5 separate regions of the Homo sapiens genome follow, and all the other regions are linked to region 4. A link is a contact called in ENCODE Hi-C or POLR2A ChIA-PET data. All regions are on one chromosome and are shown on one strand. The core of a region is the stretch at or near the end of the contact, and the rest is flanking DNA. Distances in the headings are between cores, read along the strand shown.

Evidence for each region. A loop is a pair of places that touch in the nucleus more often than their neighbours do. ChIA-PET counts read pairs that join two places held with the same protein, here RNA polymerase II (POLR2A). Pooled maps may share reads with other maps.
Region 1: a map of B cell shows a loop between it and region 4 (25-fold over the local background). The contact joins the promoter of ACTR1A here to the promoter of ARMH3 in region 4. A Hi-C loop is called at or near these places in 7 of 168 maps with a recorded cell type or tissue (B cell, CD4-positive, alpha-beta memory T cell, CD8-positive, alpha-beta T cell and 2 more), 7 of 37 single-sample maps with no recorded cell type and 21 of 50 pooled maps. POLR2A ChIA-PET finds 5 or more read pairs at or near these places in 1 of 52 experiments (H1).
Region 2: a loop to region 4 is called in a pooled map, with 6 times the contacts of the local background. The contact joins the promoter of NFKB2 here to the promoter of ARMH3 in region 4. A Hi-C loop is called at or near these places in 1 of 37 single-sample maps with no recorded cell type and 10 of 50 pooled maps. POLR2A ChIA-PET finds 5 or more read pairs at or near these places in 6 of 52 experiments (A673, GM10248, GM12878 and 3 more).
Region 3: a map of CD8-positive, alpha-beta T cell shows a loop between it and region 4 (27-fold over the local background). The contact joins the promoter of NPM3 here to the promoter of ARMH3 in region 4. A Hi-C loop is called at or near these places in 6 of 168 maps with a recorded cell type or tissue (B cell, CD14-positive monocyte, CD4-positive, alpha-beta T cell and 2 more), 21 of 37 single-sample maps with no recorded cell type and 16 of 50 pooled maps. POLR2A ChIA-PET finds 5 or more read pairs at or near these places in 5 of 52 experiments (A549, OCI-LY7, RWPE1 and 2 more).
Region 5: a loop to region 4 is called in a map of CD8-positive, alpha-beta T cell, with 2.4 times the contacts of the local background. The contact joins the promoter of FBXL15 here to the promoter of ARMH3 in region 4. A Hi-C loop is called at or near these places in 2 of 168 maps with a recorded cell type or tissue (both CD8-positive, alpha-beta T cell), 1 of 37 single-sample maps with no recorded cell type and 13 of 50 pooled maps. POLR2A ChIA-PET finds 5 or more read pairs at or near these places in 4 of 52 experiments (T-cell, WTC11, activated CD4-positive, alpha-beta T cell and 1 more).

The regions. Positions count from the first base shown.
Region 1 is chr10:102,501,262-102,503,961 of GRCh38, reverse strand. ACTR1A (actin related protein 1A) reads left to right here and starts at 1,250. Exons shown (of 11, transcript NM_005736.4): 1 at 1,250-1,362. The coding sequence starts at 1,315. It also overlaps a transcript of SUFU not described here. RefSeq lists silencers at 1-174, 852-921 and an enhancer at 1,272-1,371.
Region 2 is chr10:102,394,347-102,397,046 of GRCh38, reverse strand. NFKB2 (nuclear factor kappa B subunit 2) reads right to left here and starts at 1,342. Exons shown (of 23, transcript NM_001322934.2): 1 at 1,251-1,342; 2 at 1,067-1,159; 3 at 713-794; 4 at 558-598; 5 at 224-322; 6 at 1-143. The coding sequence starts at 1,087. RefSeq lists enhancers at 747-866, 1,277-1,326, 2,377-2,666 and a silencer at 2,677-2,700.
Region 3 is chr10:101,782,092-101,784,791 of GRCh38, reverse strand. NPM3 (nucleophosmin/nucleoplasmin 3) reads left to right here and starts at 1,346. Exons shown (of 6, transcript NM_006993.3): 1 at 1,346-1,519; 2 at 1,868-1,953; 3 at 2,195-2,314; 4 at 2,441-2,534. The coding sequence starts at 1,402. It overlaps OGA (O-GlcNAcase), which reads left to right. Exons shown (of 16, transcript NM_012215.5): 16 at 1-342. RefSeq lists an enhancer at 1,779-2,418.
Region 4 is chr10:102,054,769-102,057,468 of GRCh38, reverse strand. It overlaps ARMH3 (armadillo like helical domain containing 3), which reads left to right and starts at 1,296. Exons shown (of 26, transcript NM_024541.3): 1 at 1,296-1,384. RefSeq lists a silencer at 1,207-1,596.
Region 5 is chr10:102,419,524-102,422,223 of GRCh38, reverse strand. FBXL15 (F-box and leucine rich repeat protein 15) reads right to left here and starts at 1,388. Exons shown (of 4, transcript NM_024326.4): 1 at 1,042-1,388; 2 at 717-870; 3 at 1-437. The coding sequence starts at 1,094. It also overlaps a transcript of PSD not described here. RefSeq lists enhancers at 1-90, 1,001-1,470 and a silencer at 591-760.

The DNA.
Region 1 (2,700 bases), core at 1-2,500, 450 kb before region 4:
GCCTCGGGGCGGCGGGGCGCTAAGGGGGGCGGGGCGCCGGCGCACCCTATCCAAGCACCCATTGGCTAATGTCTGTGCCAGTCACAGGCAGGGAAGGTGTGACTTGACAATAGGCCCCGCCTCCCCTCCCTGTGTTGGGAGTGTCCCAAGGCTCTTGGTCTCCCCCTAGTGTTAGGAGGAACCCAAGTTTAGAGATGCTGAGCACCCTCTGAGGTGCTAAGGTCCCACGAAAGCAGCGAGAAGTGCGCCAACAAAGGATTTGTTACTGTTTTGCTGACGCGCTGCTAACTAGGATTTAAACATAAATCTGACAATGGATTGATTCATTCATCCATGGGGCGTTAGTATTAATAGATGATAATAAATCTAATGTTTTCTAGGGCTATTGACAAAAAGGTCCCTGAAATTTCAAGGGGGCTGGGGGAGAACATAATCCAGAGAAAAAAATGCACTGGGCTCATTTGAAAGCAGTGACACATAACCTCTCTTCACCTCCATTTTCTCAACCATCAGTGTCAATTCTAGCTCGTTATGAAAATTAAAGAGATACTCGAGCAGTTTCTGAAACCCTTAGATGATGTTTTAATGACCAAAAGATTACCTATACCAGTAGTTCCAATTGCCAATCTTCGGATCAATGTTAGCCTGTTATGCAGAAAAAAAGAAAATGCAAAAGGCAACGACAATGTACAGGTTTTTAAACTTAAAGCTAATTTTATGCAATTTAAATTGTTTTCCTTTGTTGTAGGAATATGTCCTCTCGCGTACGTGTGTTAACATTTCCTTTTTGTTAGAGTGTGAGGTGCTAGGAGATGTTTATTAAAGTCTTACAGACCCAAATAAAAACATGAGAACCTTATATTGTCTAAGGGAACGTCGGGGGGAGTGGCAGGGCTGATCTGCAAAATCCAAACATCCATGAATTACGACCAATCCAAACCGAACTACAGACAAGTACTCGAGAAGACTACATACCTCAGCATGCACTGCGAACTCCTTCAAAGGGACTACAGATCCAGGCATGCAACATGACCATCAACCTGTGTCTCTGGCTGTTTAATCTAGGGAGACCACAAATCCCAGGGTACTGCGCATTGGAAATGCGACTCCCAATCTTAAACTAGGCGGGCAACAAAGCAAGCTAGATCGCTAACCCAGGCGCAAAGCTTGCTGGGGATTGTAGTTCTTCAGAGGCGAGGTCGGGCCGCTCCCTCGCCGCCCTGAACCGGCGGCTAGACTGCGCATGCGTGTCAGTGGCGCTAGCGGCGGACCCGGCTGGGCAGTTCCTTCCCCAGAAGGAGAGATTCCTCTGCCATGGAGTCCTACGATGTGATCGCCAACCAGCCTGTCGTGATCGACAACGTGAGTTGCGTCTTTCCTATCTATAAGGGGACTTGGGCTCTCCTCCTCGAAAGGATCGCTTCCCGGGGTTCAGCCTGAGCCGCCGGCTCTTTGTCACTGGCCCGGCCTGTCAGGCGCGTTCAGCCACCGCCGCCTCCTTCCTCCCCTTATCACATAGTCCGCAGGCAAGGCGGCCAGCCAGCAAAAGTGGGATGGAGAACTCTGGAGTGGATAAAGGAAAGAGTTATAGTCCAAGCCAGTCCTTGGGCCCTTGGCTCTAGGGGCCTTAACCGCTGTGTGAGATTCCCGTCGCCCGCCCTCTCCCCCATTTCCGATCGCTCTATTGGTTGCTCTGGCTGTCCATCTTAGCCAATGATACCGCCTCTTAGCCTTGCCGGATGAGGCTAGGCCTCTGCGGTGATTGGCTCACGCCCCTGCCATTCTTCCTTGCCGCCATATTGTTTTCCCTCTTGAAGGGGCGGGGCAGTGCTCCAGGGCTGTGGGGATTGGCTTCCGGGACTCTGGGTGGTGGGGCCTAGAGGCGAGTGCCCGCCCGCGGGTGGAGAACGGCTAAGTTTTCCTTCGGTCTCAGCCGGCGCTGCGGCTTGGTGGTGTGGATCTGGGTGGGGCCCGAGAATCTGGTGCCAGAAACCGCTGTAGGATGTCAGCTATTACTGTGATTATAAATTACAAAGTTGGTAAAGGTCGAGAAGAAAGGAGAGTGACAAAGGAAGCAGAGAGGTTGTCCTCCTCTTTGGAACGCCTAGTTCTTACGGGGAAAAAATTACCAAACTTAATATTTGCCTGGCGCTCTAGCGCTTCCAGGGCGTTTTCACATACATTCGAGTTGGATCCTCACAAAAACTGGACGCATAGTTTAAAAGGAACTTTGATCTTCGTGTTACCGATGAGAAAACTGAAGCGCGAAGACGTAACGTGAGCCCAAGGTCACATAGCAGAGGTGCCCTAAATCCAGTACTTTATCCGTCATCCCTTTTGCCAGCACCACCATGCAGAAGCATCAATATTGACCAATAGAAAGAATCTAAATACTGCTCTTATTTTGGGGGGAAAGGAGAAAATTGTAAAACGACTGCATTTCTGCCTTCGATTCAAAGCTTTGGTCCCACAGAGATTGATCCCTGTCTGTGTCCCTTGTAGGTCCCTCCATTGAGGCAAAACTACCAGTTCCCTCTGTTGTAAGCTGACTCTGTCAGATTCCCTTTGTTGATTCAGCTCTTGGGACCTTAGGCATATTACAATGTTCTCGTTTAAGCTTCAGCTCTGTTAGGTAGATAGGAATTACTATCCCCAGTGTATGCAGGGATGTTAAATAACAGATTTCAAACCATCCAGTTT
Region 2 (2,700 bases), core at 93-2,592, 340 kb before region 4:
ATGTCCTTGGGCCCCACAGAAACGGCGCAGATCCCCAGCTCCGAGCATTGCTTGCCCACCAGACTGTGGGCATGAGCACGAGGTGGGTCACTGTGTGTTACCAGGTCCACCTCGATCTTGGCTGGTCCCTCGTAGTTACAGATCTAGGAGAGGCAGGGACTGTCAGTCAGGGCCTTGGGCATGCTGTCCACTTAGCCCACCCTCCAGCACCATCCTGGCTCACCTTGACAGTGGGATAGGTCTTTCGGCCCTTCTCACTGGAGGCACCGGGCAGTCCTCCATGGGAGGGGCCTTCACAGCCATATCGAAATCGGAAGCCTCTCTGAAGGTCCAAGGGCATAGTAGCATTGTGATCAGGGAAGACCACCCAGGCCAGCAGTGACCGCAGTGCCTGGTAGTAGCCCTGAACCAAACTACAGCACTCTGATCAGCAGCAGTGACCATCCAATCCCCTGTGGCCTCCTTCGGCAATGGCTCCTCCATGGCCAGCCAGCTACCACTACCCCATTTGTCCCCAAAGCTGAAGCCATTCCACACCCTCCCTTTTGCTCACTCACCTGCTTAGGCTGTTCCACGATCACCAGGTAGGGGCCATCAGCTGGGGACAGAGAGACCTTGCTGAGCCACGATCTCCCAGCCCCTCCCCCAGAGAGAGGGCACATGCTCTCCCTCCCCCGCTTTAGGACTAGGGGAGGTTAGTGAACTTGCTGACCTGTTTCTGGGGCTGGCTCCTTGGGTTCCACAATGGAGGAGTTCAATTTGAAATCATCATATTCAATAATACCATCCAGACCCTGGTTTGGAGACAGACTGGGGGTGGCATCCGACTCTCAGCACCCCCCACAGCCCCACCTCCCATCTCCAAGTCTTCAGTGGTCACTCCCCCCTCCTCCTCAGACCCAAGAGAAAGCTCCTTTTGGAGGCAGAGTTGCAGACAGATGGACAGACTGGCAGGCTGAGAGCATCTGCGAGCATACAGGTGTAAGGCAGCAGAGGGGGCTCGGGCAGACAGGTGGACAGACACGAGGGGCAGCCGGCCGGGTCAGGGGCAGGCGGCATGACTCACTGGGTTGTAGCAACTCTCCATGTCTCTGGGCTAGGCCCGGCTCTGTCTAGTGGCTCCGGCCAGGTTCTGCTTCCCAGAATTTTAGACGCCCGCCTAAAGTTGGGAGGAGTGGCGTGGGGGAGGGGGTCAGATCTAAATGGGGGTGGGCGGGAGATGGGGGCCCAGATTTGGGGGAGGGTCCGACCTCCTCCAGCCGCCTGTCCGGGTGTGGCGGGTGAGATCCGGTGGAGAGCGAGATCCGGAGTTGGGCTTGGCCGGGGAAGGGGCAGGAAAGTTAGAGCAGCTTAGGAAAGTCCCGAAAATACCAAGGGGAGGCGGGGCCGGAGGGGGCGGGCCTGGAAATGACGCCACTGGCCCCGCCCTCGCGACGGGAGGGGCGGGAGGCCCTCGACAGTCTACGGGCTCCCGCTGCTTTTCAGCGGGCAGAGGTCTAGGAGAATCCGGGAAGCCCCGGTGGGGGTTAAGCCCCCTCCTCCCTCCAGGGCAGGGAACAGGAGGGTCTTTCACGGCCGGGAGGAGGCTGGCAGTCTGGGGCCAAGTCCGCCTCCCGCTCCCCTCCCCCGGTCTGGAGCAACCTTGGGATTTTCTGCCAGGAGGGAGGCCACGGCTGATAAACCCCGGGGGCTTTTGGGGGGACATTCCTGCTGTCGGACGGCCTCCCCTTCGAACAGCCTGTAGGCGGGGGCTCTTTCCTGTGGGAGGCCCCGGGGTTCTGCCCCGAGAACGCGATTCTGGGGCTGCGGGAAAAGTGTCTCCTCCTCGGAGTGGGCTCTTTTCTCTCTCTCCCAAACCTCACAACAGCAGCTGGTCCCACACCGCACCGGTTCTGGGCGCGCAGGCGACAGGGAGATCTCTGCACGCTCCCCCCCCCCCCCCCCCACCTAATACAAGAGTGTGTCTCCATCACAGCTCCACAAGTGTGTTTCGGCTGTAGTGCTTGGTTGCATGTTGTGTGTCCATGGCGTCAACATGAGTGTGCAAGCGAGCATGTGTGTAGATAGGTGAATCCCGAGCTTCTCAGTGTGGGTGTGTGTCAGCGCCTGTCTTGATGTACGGACACGGGTGAGCGTATCTTGAGTTTGTGCGTGAAGGGTGTGGGTGCAGGCACCAGTGCACCGGTGGGCACGTCTCCGTGTGCATGTGTGTGCGAGTGCGACTGCACGGACGCTGCCGTGTGTGCGCCAGCACAGGTACAGGTGTACGTACGGGTCCGCGTATCTTTGTACAACGGTGTCGACGTGGATCCGAGTGTCGTCGCCTGCGCGCCCTTTCCGGCTGTGTGCAGCTGCTGCTCTCCAGCCCCAGGCGCTGTCCGCTAAAGGCCCTCCTCCCTCTTTTCTCTTGTCCCGGCCACCCAGGGGTCTGAATCCAGCCACTCACCGTGGCGGCGGCTCTGGTTGCGGCTTCTCTCCGCGCCCGACCCACCTGGGACCGGTCGCGACACCTCGCCTGCCAGCAGGGCTCAGGGCCGGGAAAGCCCCTTCTCGGCCCCCCGGAGGGGGGAATTCCCATGACGTTTCCGTGCGTCACGCCTCGCGCCCTTTTTCATTGGCTGAAAGTTTAACTCTGGACTGGCGCAGCCAACCCGGAGCGACTCGGGCGCGCCCCTGAGAGGGGACAGGCTCACTCAGGGC
Region 3 (2,700 bases), core at 97-2,596, 270 kb after region 4:
TTCCTCAGTTTTCTCGTCTTAACACTAGTGGACAATTCTAGCATTTTGTTTGGAGGATTTCAGAGTTAACCTCATGGAATTCAGGATTTTTTAGCAAGTTTGCTTTTGGTTTTATCTTGGCTTTTAGTAATCATGTTGGCTGGTCTGGTCACAGGTGACTGTGAAACAGATGCCCTGGTCTTGCTTTCATCACTCTAGGATCATGAAGTGCTATGCTATTTCCTGGTTATGAATATTAAGGTTGGAATTACATTTTTATTGATTGTTTGGATCAGAGCTCAGTTCCTGTAGAAAACGAACTGTAAAAGACCATGCAAGAGGCAAAATAAAACTTGAAGTGAATGCTTGTCGTGTTGTATTGTGTGAATCTATTTCCTGTCTGCCCCCTCCCTTTTCTCCTCTTTCATGCCTCACCTACAAGCAGGTATTCTCTCCTCTCCACAGCTGTTCCAAGTTAGAGATTGGATCTTGAAGGCAGCCCTCCCCTACCTCCATCACCAGTAAGACTTCCAGATTTTCATTAAGACAAGAGCTAAGAAAAGTAGACTAGTTTTTAGCCAAGCCACCCCACCCTCTTGCCACAGTTATAACCTGGATGTGAAATAGGGCCTCTAGTTTGAGTTTTGCCATCTATTAGGATAGAAAGCACACAGTTTGCCTGATTCTTAAAAGGCGAAAGATGGCGCGAGTAGCATAAACTGACAAAATAATCCACGGCGCAAAGATACTCCTGGATGATTTGGAATTAAAAGCTCAAAAAGCGTGGGTGGGCCAGGAACAGCCAACACACATGAGCTAACTAGTCCTCTGCTAGCAAGTGCCAGCAGCTAAGTCTCAGTGAAGGCATAGCAAGTTGCGGGGTCTTTAGAGCAGGAAGAATTAAGAGAGGCTTAGCCGAGAGGACAGACAGGACAGACGTGTTGGGATGGAAATTCCTAAGGCTCCTCGGCTCTCTTGAGGCAAAGACAATCTGAGTGCATTTCCTTTGCTTGTAGCAGAAAAGCACTGCCCTGAACCCCACCTTTGCTGGGAGGAGTAAGAAGGGTTTACATTTTTATATCTATAACTCCTTTAACGAAAGCTTACCCTGGGTTGGAAGAGTGGGAGACACTCTTCCGACACAGAGCGAGGAGCTTGGGGAAGTGGACACCCTCATGGTCGTGGAAATGAGCAAGGATGTTAACATAAACCCCAAATCCATTCTTCTGTGATGTTACTTCCTTTCTCTTCGGTCTTGATAAAATATGAGCAGAAGCTGCGGGCTCCGGGTAGGGCTGCGGGGTCTCGGCGCCTTTTCTTTTCCAGGACTGTGCGTCTCCTTTAATGGGCGGGGCCGGAACTGGCCGAGGGTCCCCGGCTTTGTGCGTGTCGGGGGCGGAGTTTGAAGAAGGCTCTTACAGCATGGCCGCCGGTACTGCAGCTGCCTTAGCGTTTTTGAGTCAGGAGAGCCGAACGCGGGCCGGGGGTGTCGGGGGCCTACGGGTCCCGGCCCCGGTCACTATGGACAGTTTTTTCTTCGGTATTAGTGAAGGGAGAGGCTGAGGGTGGTACTGGGGCGGTAAGAGGTAGGGATGTGAGGCGGGAATGCGGAGGGTTTCAAGGCGTGGGTGTGGGCGGAGGGCTGCTTCGCTGTTCCCGCAGGAGAGGGGGCCTCGCACGCACAGCCAAAGGGGGTGGCGAGATCCCTGCCCCAGATGTGTTGGGCGGGGCCCACGGCAGAGCGTCCCAGGTGTTCTGAGAGAAGAGACGGAGGTGGACGTGTAAATGACCCGTCCGCCCAAGGTTACACGTGACGGCGGGTTGGTGACATCCCCCGCTGCCCAGCCCCGTACACACGCTCAGGCATACTCACTGTTATTTCTACCAGGCTGTGAGCTCTCCGGCCACACCCGCTCCTTCACCTTTAAGGTAGAGGAAGAGGATGATGCGGAGCACGTGCTGGCACTAACCATGGTGAGGGGCAGGGGAGTGGGGTTTTAATGAATAAGCCCAGGCAGGCAATATAGGTCTCTACCCAACCTCCGGATCCCCTTTACTTGGAGACACATCCTCAGCCTAACCCCCCGGCATGGGCGGCTCCCCTGGCCAGGTGAACCGGGACCTCTGAGGCTGGGCAGGTGCTAGGGTAGATGCCTTTAGTTGTGGTGTCAACCCTCACTTGAGGAGACCCTGAGGCCCTGTGTACCGTTCCCAGCTCTGCCTCACCGAGGGAGCCAAAGACGAGTGTAATGTGGTAGAAGTTGTGGCCCGGAACCATGACCATCAGGAGATCGCAGTCCCTGTGGCCAACCTCAAGCTGTCCTGCCAACCCATGGTGAGTTCCCCAGCTCTGCCTTGGTGGTGGTGGTGGTGGTGGTGAGGGGATTGAGGACGTTAGCACTCATTACAGTGTGGGGTGGGCTAGGAGTGGGCCAGGCCTTCATCCTTGTCTTCCTCCCAGCTCAGTCTGGATGACTTCCAGCTCCAACCACCTGTAACCTTCCGCCTGAAGTCGGGCTCTGGCCCTGTGCGGATCACTGGGCGGCACCAGATTGGTGAGAAGAGGGGAGGGCCCTCTCCTTTGCTTCCAGTGGACTCTCCCATCAGGCTTCCCCCACTCCGCACTCCTGCCCCATCCCACCCTCATCTCCCAGTGCAGCCCTGTACAGGTCTGTGTGCCCTCCACGCTGTGCCCTGTGCATGACATGCCCTCTCCTTTCC
Region 4 (2,700 bases), core at 47-2,546:
CCCAGGTTGGAGTGCGATGGCGCGATCTTGGCTCACTGCAACCTTCGCCTCCCAGGTTCAAGCGATTCTCCTGCCTCAGCCTCCCGAGTAGCTGGGATTACAGAGGACTGCCAACACGCCCGGCCATTTTTTGTATTTTTAGTAGAGATGGGGTTTCACCATGTTGGCCAGGCTGGTCTCGAACTCCTGACCTCAGGTGATCCACCCGCCTTTGCCTTCCAAAGTGTTGGGATTACAGGTGTGAGCCACCGCGCCTGGCTTATTTTATTTTTTTTACTTGTTTTTTCTTTTTAATAGTATTCTTGCTGTTATAGCACATCTTTTTAAACCTTCCATTTGTGTATAAAAAAACAGAGACTCAGGCTGGGTGCGGTGGCTCACGCCTGTAATCCCAGCATTTTGGGAGGCAGAGGCGGGTGGATCACCTGAGGCCAGGAGCTTGAGACCAGCCTGGCAACATGGTGAAACCTTGTCTCTACTAAAAAATACAAAAATTAGCCGGGCGTGGTGGTACACTCCTGTAATCCCAGCTACTGGGGAGGCTGAGGCAGGAGACTCTCTTGAACCCGGGAGGCAGAGGTTGCAGTGAGCCGAGATCGCACCACTGCACTCCAGCCTGGGCAATAGAGTGAGACACCATCTCGAAAAAAAAAAAAAAAAAGAAAACAAAGACTCAGAGGCAGGGAGTGGTGGCACGTGCCTGTAATCCCAGCTACCAGAGGCAGAGGCAGGAGGACTGCTTGAGCCTAGGAGGTGGAGGCTGCACTGAGCTGTAATTGTGCCACTGCGGCACTCCAGCCTGGGCAAGGGCAAGATCCTGTCTCAAAAAAAAAAAAAAGGAAAAGAAAAGAAAATAGATTTCTGGCCAAGTTAATAGAGCTTTACACGCTACTTTGCACTTATCAGGCACACACGTATTTGTTGAAAGAATGAGTTTGTTTTCAATCTTTCACGTACAAAGTTGTAATACACATTTGGAAAATATATCTTTCCAAACTTCGCCAGTATTTCTAGAGGATACATGTATTCCTAGAAGTAAAATTGCTGAGGTCAAAGAGTCGGCCATGTTTCGGAAAACTGCTATTGCGACCCAGTAGGCCCTCAATAGACAAGTCCACTGCGAATTTATTTCTCGCGATGCCTTTCGGGAGTTGTAGTCTTTGCGATGCTTGCTGGGAATCGTGGTCTGAGCCGGTCTCAGGAAGCGGGCGTGGACTAACCCATTGCGCGCCGGGCTTTAGGACCCGGCGGGGCGCGGGGACACGGGAAGGGTCGGGGAGGTCGGGAGCGCGCCCGTGAGCCCGGAGCAGCGGCAGCGTCGGTGGCGTCGAGAGCGAGCGGGCCCGGGAACGGCGCGGGTGGTAGAGGAGGAGCCGCGGGCTCGGTAAGCGGCGGCGGCCAGGCCCGGCCCGGTCCTCGAACCTGACCAACCCTGCGGGTCCTGCCATACTAGGCCTTGGCCCCGAGGCGGTTCTGGGGGCGGGGCCTGCGCTGGCCGCGGGGACGACGAGGACGCGAGGGGAGAGGGAGGGAGGACGGCTGCTGAAGCTGCGTATGCCGGGGAGGGCTGGGCCTGGGGGCGGCCGAGCCTAGAGAGAAACGGCTTCGCTCTTCCAGCGGCCGGTCCCTCGGACCACACGGTCCCGGTCACGTCCCTCTCCCGCATCCCTGCGGGGCCTTCTGGCTTCCGAGGTGCTGACCTTTGACCCCGCCAGCTGCCCCGAGAGCTTCCTCTCCTGCTGTTCTTGGTCCTGGGGTGCGGGCGTAGGGCAAGGCACCTCTGAGAATCTCAGGGATAGAGGAAAGCGGGTTTGTGCGAAGTCTTCAGGTGTCCCGGAAGGGCTCCAGTCCTGTCCCTCTCCAGGCTCTGACAGGCTTTAACCCACTCTTCACACGGAATCAGTGAAGCTACTGTGTTTTCTTTGGGTTACTCGGCGAGAGCCCAGGAAAGGAACCTGTTCCCAGGAGGGTATAGGGAAGGAAAAAGTAGAGAGAAACCTGGTCCCCTGGAGAAGGAGAAGCTGAGGCGTGCTGCCCCTGGCGAATGGGGAAGCAGAAACTTGGGCCATACCCAAATGTATGTCACTGGATCATCCGACCCTCCGCAGTTCTTCCTCTCCAGAAAGTTTTTTATTTTATTTTATTTATTTATTTATTTATTTATTTATTTTGAGATGGAGTTTCGCTGTTGTCGCCCAGTCTGGAGTGCAGTTGCCCGATCTCGGCTTACCACAACCTCTGCCTCCGGGGTTCAAGCGATTCTCCTGCCTCAGCCTTGCGCTACCACGCCCAGCTAATTTTATATTTTTGATAGAGACGGGATTTCTCCATGTTGGTCAGGCTGGTCTCGAACTCCCAACCTCAGGTGATCCGCCCGCCTCGGCCTCCCAAAGTGCTGTGATTAAAGGCGTGAGCCACCGCGCCCGGCCTTTTTTTTTTTGTTTGTTTGTTTGTTTTGTTTTTTGTTTTTTTGAGACGGAGTTTCGCTCTCGTTGCCCAGGCTGGAGTGCAATGGCGTGATCTCGGCTCACTGCAACCTCCGCCTTCCAGGTTCGAGCGATTCTTCCCCGTCAGCCCCCCAAGCAGCTGGGATTACAGACGTGAGCTACCACGCCCGGCTAATTTTTGTATTTTTAGTAGAGACAGGGTTTCGCCATGTTGGCCAGGCTGGTCTCAAACTTCTGACCTCAGATGATTCAC
Region 5 (2,700 bases), core at 139-2,638, 360 kb before region 4:
GCCAACTCTTGAACCGCGGCGTCCCCCACGTTGGCGTTGACGGCCAGAGAGAGGCTGCGGAGACCAGCGCCGCGCCTCTGCGCCAGGTACACGATGGCCTCGTCCTTGAGCTGGCGGCAGGCGGTGAGATCCAGCTCCTCCAGGGCCGGGCAGCGATCAGCGAGGCCGCGCAGCGCCAGCCCGTCCACCCAGTCACAGTGCGCGAGCGACAGGCGCTGCAGGCGTGGGCAGCCCTCGGCCAAAGCCCCAAGCGCCCGGCGACTCAGTTGCCCGCAGCCGCCCAACGCCACACTCCGCAGCTGCGGATTCCGCGCCAGCACCGGCACCAGGTCCTCGTCTGACAGCCATTCGTGACACGGCGCCAGTGCCAGCTCCTGCAGCCCCTCGGCATCCCGCAGCAGCCGGGCCAATGCGGCCCGCGGGATCTGCGGACCCACCTGCGGGCGGGGAGGCACCCCAACTCTCAGCCCGTCCCGCACTCCTCAGCCGCCTATGCACCCCTGACCTGAGTTCTTTTCTGGCAGCCTCCTGCTCTCCCAGGAGAGACCCCACTTTCCCTCTGAGTCGCTACCGAGTATTTGCCCTTTGGTGCGTGGATCCCTTCCGGGCAGCCCCGGCGGCCCAAGGGGGTCCAGAAGGGCATACTGCGGGGCTGGGGGCTGGGCTAGAGGCGGGGCGGTACCCAGGCAGGGGCGGGGCTTCAGCCCCCGGCTCACCTGCGCGGCATCGAAGCGACGCAGCCCGGCCAGGTGAAGCTGCACCAGCGACCGGAAGGCCCGGCTAACGCGCTGCAGCCGGAGCAGCTGGCGCAGCGGGACCCGGTTCAGGACGTGTGGGAGCAGCACGTCTTCCCAGGGCAGGTCCAGGAACCTGCGAGTAAAGGGGCGTTGGCACTGGCGTCCCGGGGCCACTATTACCTGCGAGTCCGCCTCCGTTATGTTCCTGCGCCCCAGCTCCCAAGAGCGGCCCCCAGACCCAGCCCCGGCTCGGCTCCCCTCCCTCAGGTTCCTCTTCCCTCTCGGCCCCTCCGGTGCTCGGTACCTGACGGCTCCGGGCTCTTGCTCCCCTCCGGACGGCTCCATCGGTGGCTCCATCGGCTGTCTATTGCGCGTGCGCAGTAAGATTTTCTCGCTTTGGCCTTGGAGTGGCCGCACCAAACCCGCCTCCTTGGCCTGTAGAGACAGACCTATTTAATCGAGTGCCGTCTCACCGAGGATCCGATCTGAAAGCTTTTCGGGTGGACCCCGAAACGGAGGCGGAACAGACCGGTGGTGTAACATTAGGCCTCGCCTTCTCGGCTACAGGGCTTGAGGCCTGAAGCTGGAGAATGCGGTGGGCATCAGAGACTGGCTTCTGTCGTCCTCTTGAGCCAGTAGCCGCCTCTGAGCGAAGTGGTGGTGGGAGGAGCAGGCAAGGCCAAACGCGGAGGGGGCGGAGCCAGGACTCTTAGGTTACCGGCCTCTCCTCTGCCCTCTGGTCGCGTTTAGCGACTTTGAAAAACGGGGAGAAACTATCCAGGCTCTTACTGTCTGCCACGTAGCAGGTGTTCAATAAGTAATTGTTGAAATAATGAATGAATTGGCGAGGCTATAATGTTTCCCTCATCAAGTAAACCTGCTCAAACCTCCCATTCCTGATTAATTATGAAGAGCTATCCAGCCTCTTCCACTTCGTAACAGTTTGGGCCGCGTTTCCGCCGGGGGAGAGAGATGTAGGGGGCGCGAAGAAAGACTATATTTCCAACTGGGTCCCTTTCATTTCCTCCAAAGGTCCAGAGTCCTAAGAAGAATGAGAGCTCAGCTCAGCCCGCCAGTGGTAGTGCTTCTCGGCTGGCCTTGGGTTTAGTTGTAGGGTCTGGGGCTGGGTCCGCCCTGGGACAATGACGCCCCAGACCTCTGGACTCAGCTTCAGGGCTGCCTCTCACCGCGTCCCCAGGTCCCAGTCCCAGGATCCGCTTCGGGGAACCCCAGGAGTAGTGCCTTCCCCCATCATCCACGGGATGGGTGTGGGGGGATGTGAAGGACGCGAGAGCCACTGCACCGCTGACGGTCTGGCGCTCCGGTGCAACCGCTTCAGCTGGCTCATCACAACGAAAACCACTTCTCATCTGTTATCTCGTCAAGGCTTCGGGCACCTCTGAAAGGTGGGCAGGTCTATGCTATCAGTCCATTTTAAAGATGGGGAAACCGAGGCCCTGGAGAGGAAGCCCCTTGTCCAGAATCAAGCCAGACGGGAATAGAGAACCCAGACATCTGGTTTTCCCAGAATTCCTTCCACGTTTCCCCACCCCGCAAGGCAGCGAGAAGGGAGAAGCTAGCAGCGGGGAGAGACAAGAAAGGGGTCAAGTTAGGTGAGGGCTTGCTATCTCTTCTTCCTCAGCCTGCTTAGGGAGGGGGTAGCTGGGAGGACAGACCCCTGCAAAGATAGAGCCACGTGAGCGCGCACCACCTCCGGCCGCGCGCCTCGTCCCCCTCCCCTCTTTGTTCGCGCCTCTGCGCCTGCGCAGTGCGACAAATCTGGCGCTGTCCCCTTCAGCACCACGCGGAGTCCGCGCCGCCCCTCCCCGCGGTGAGCCCCGCGCGCCCCCGCCTCGCACGTCCTCGCGCCCCCTGACTGCCCGAACAGACCCCTTCTTCCTTCCGAGGTCACCATCTGCCCGCCCTGGCCCTCCCAAAGAGAGTAGTTGCCATAGTAACTCCA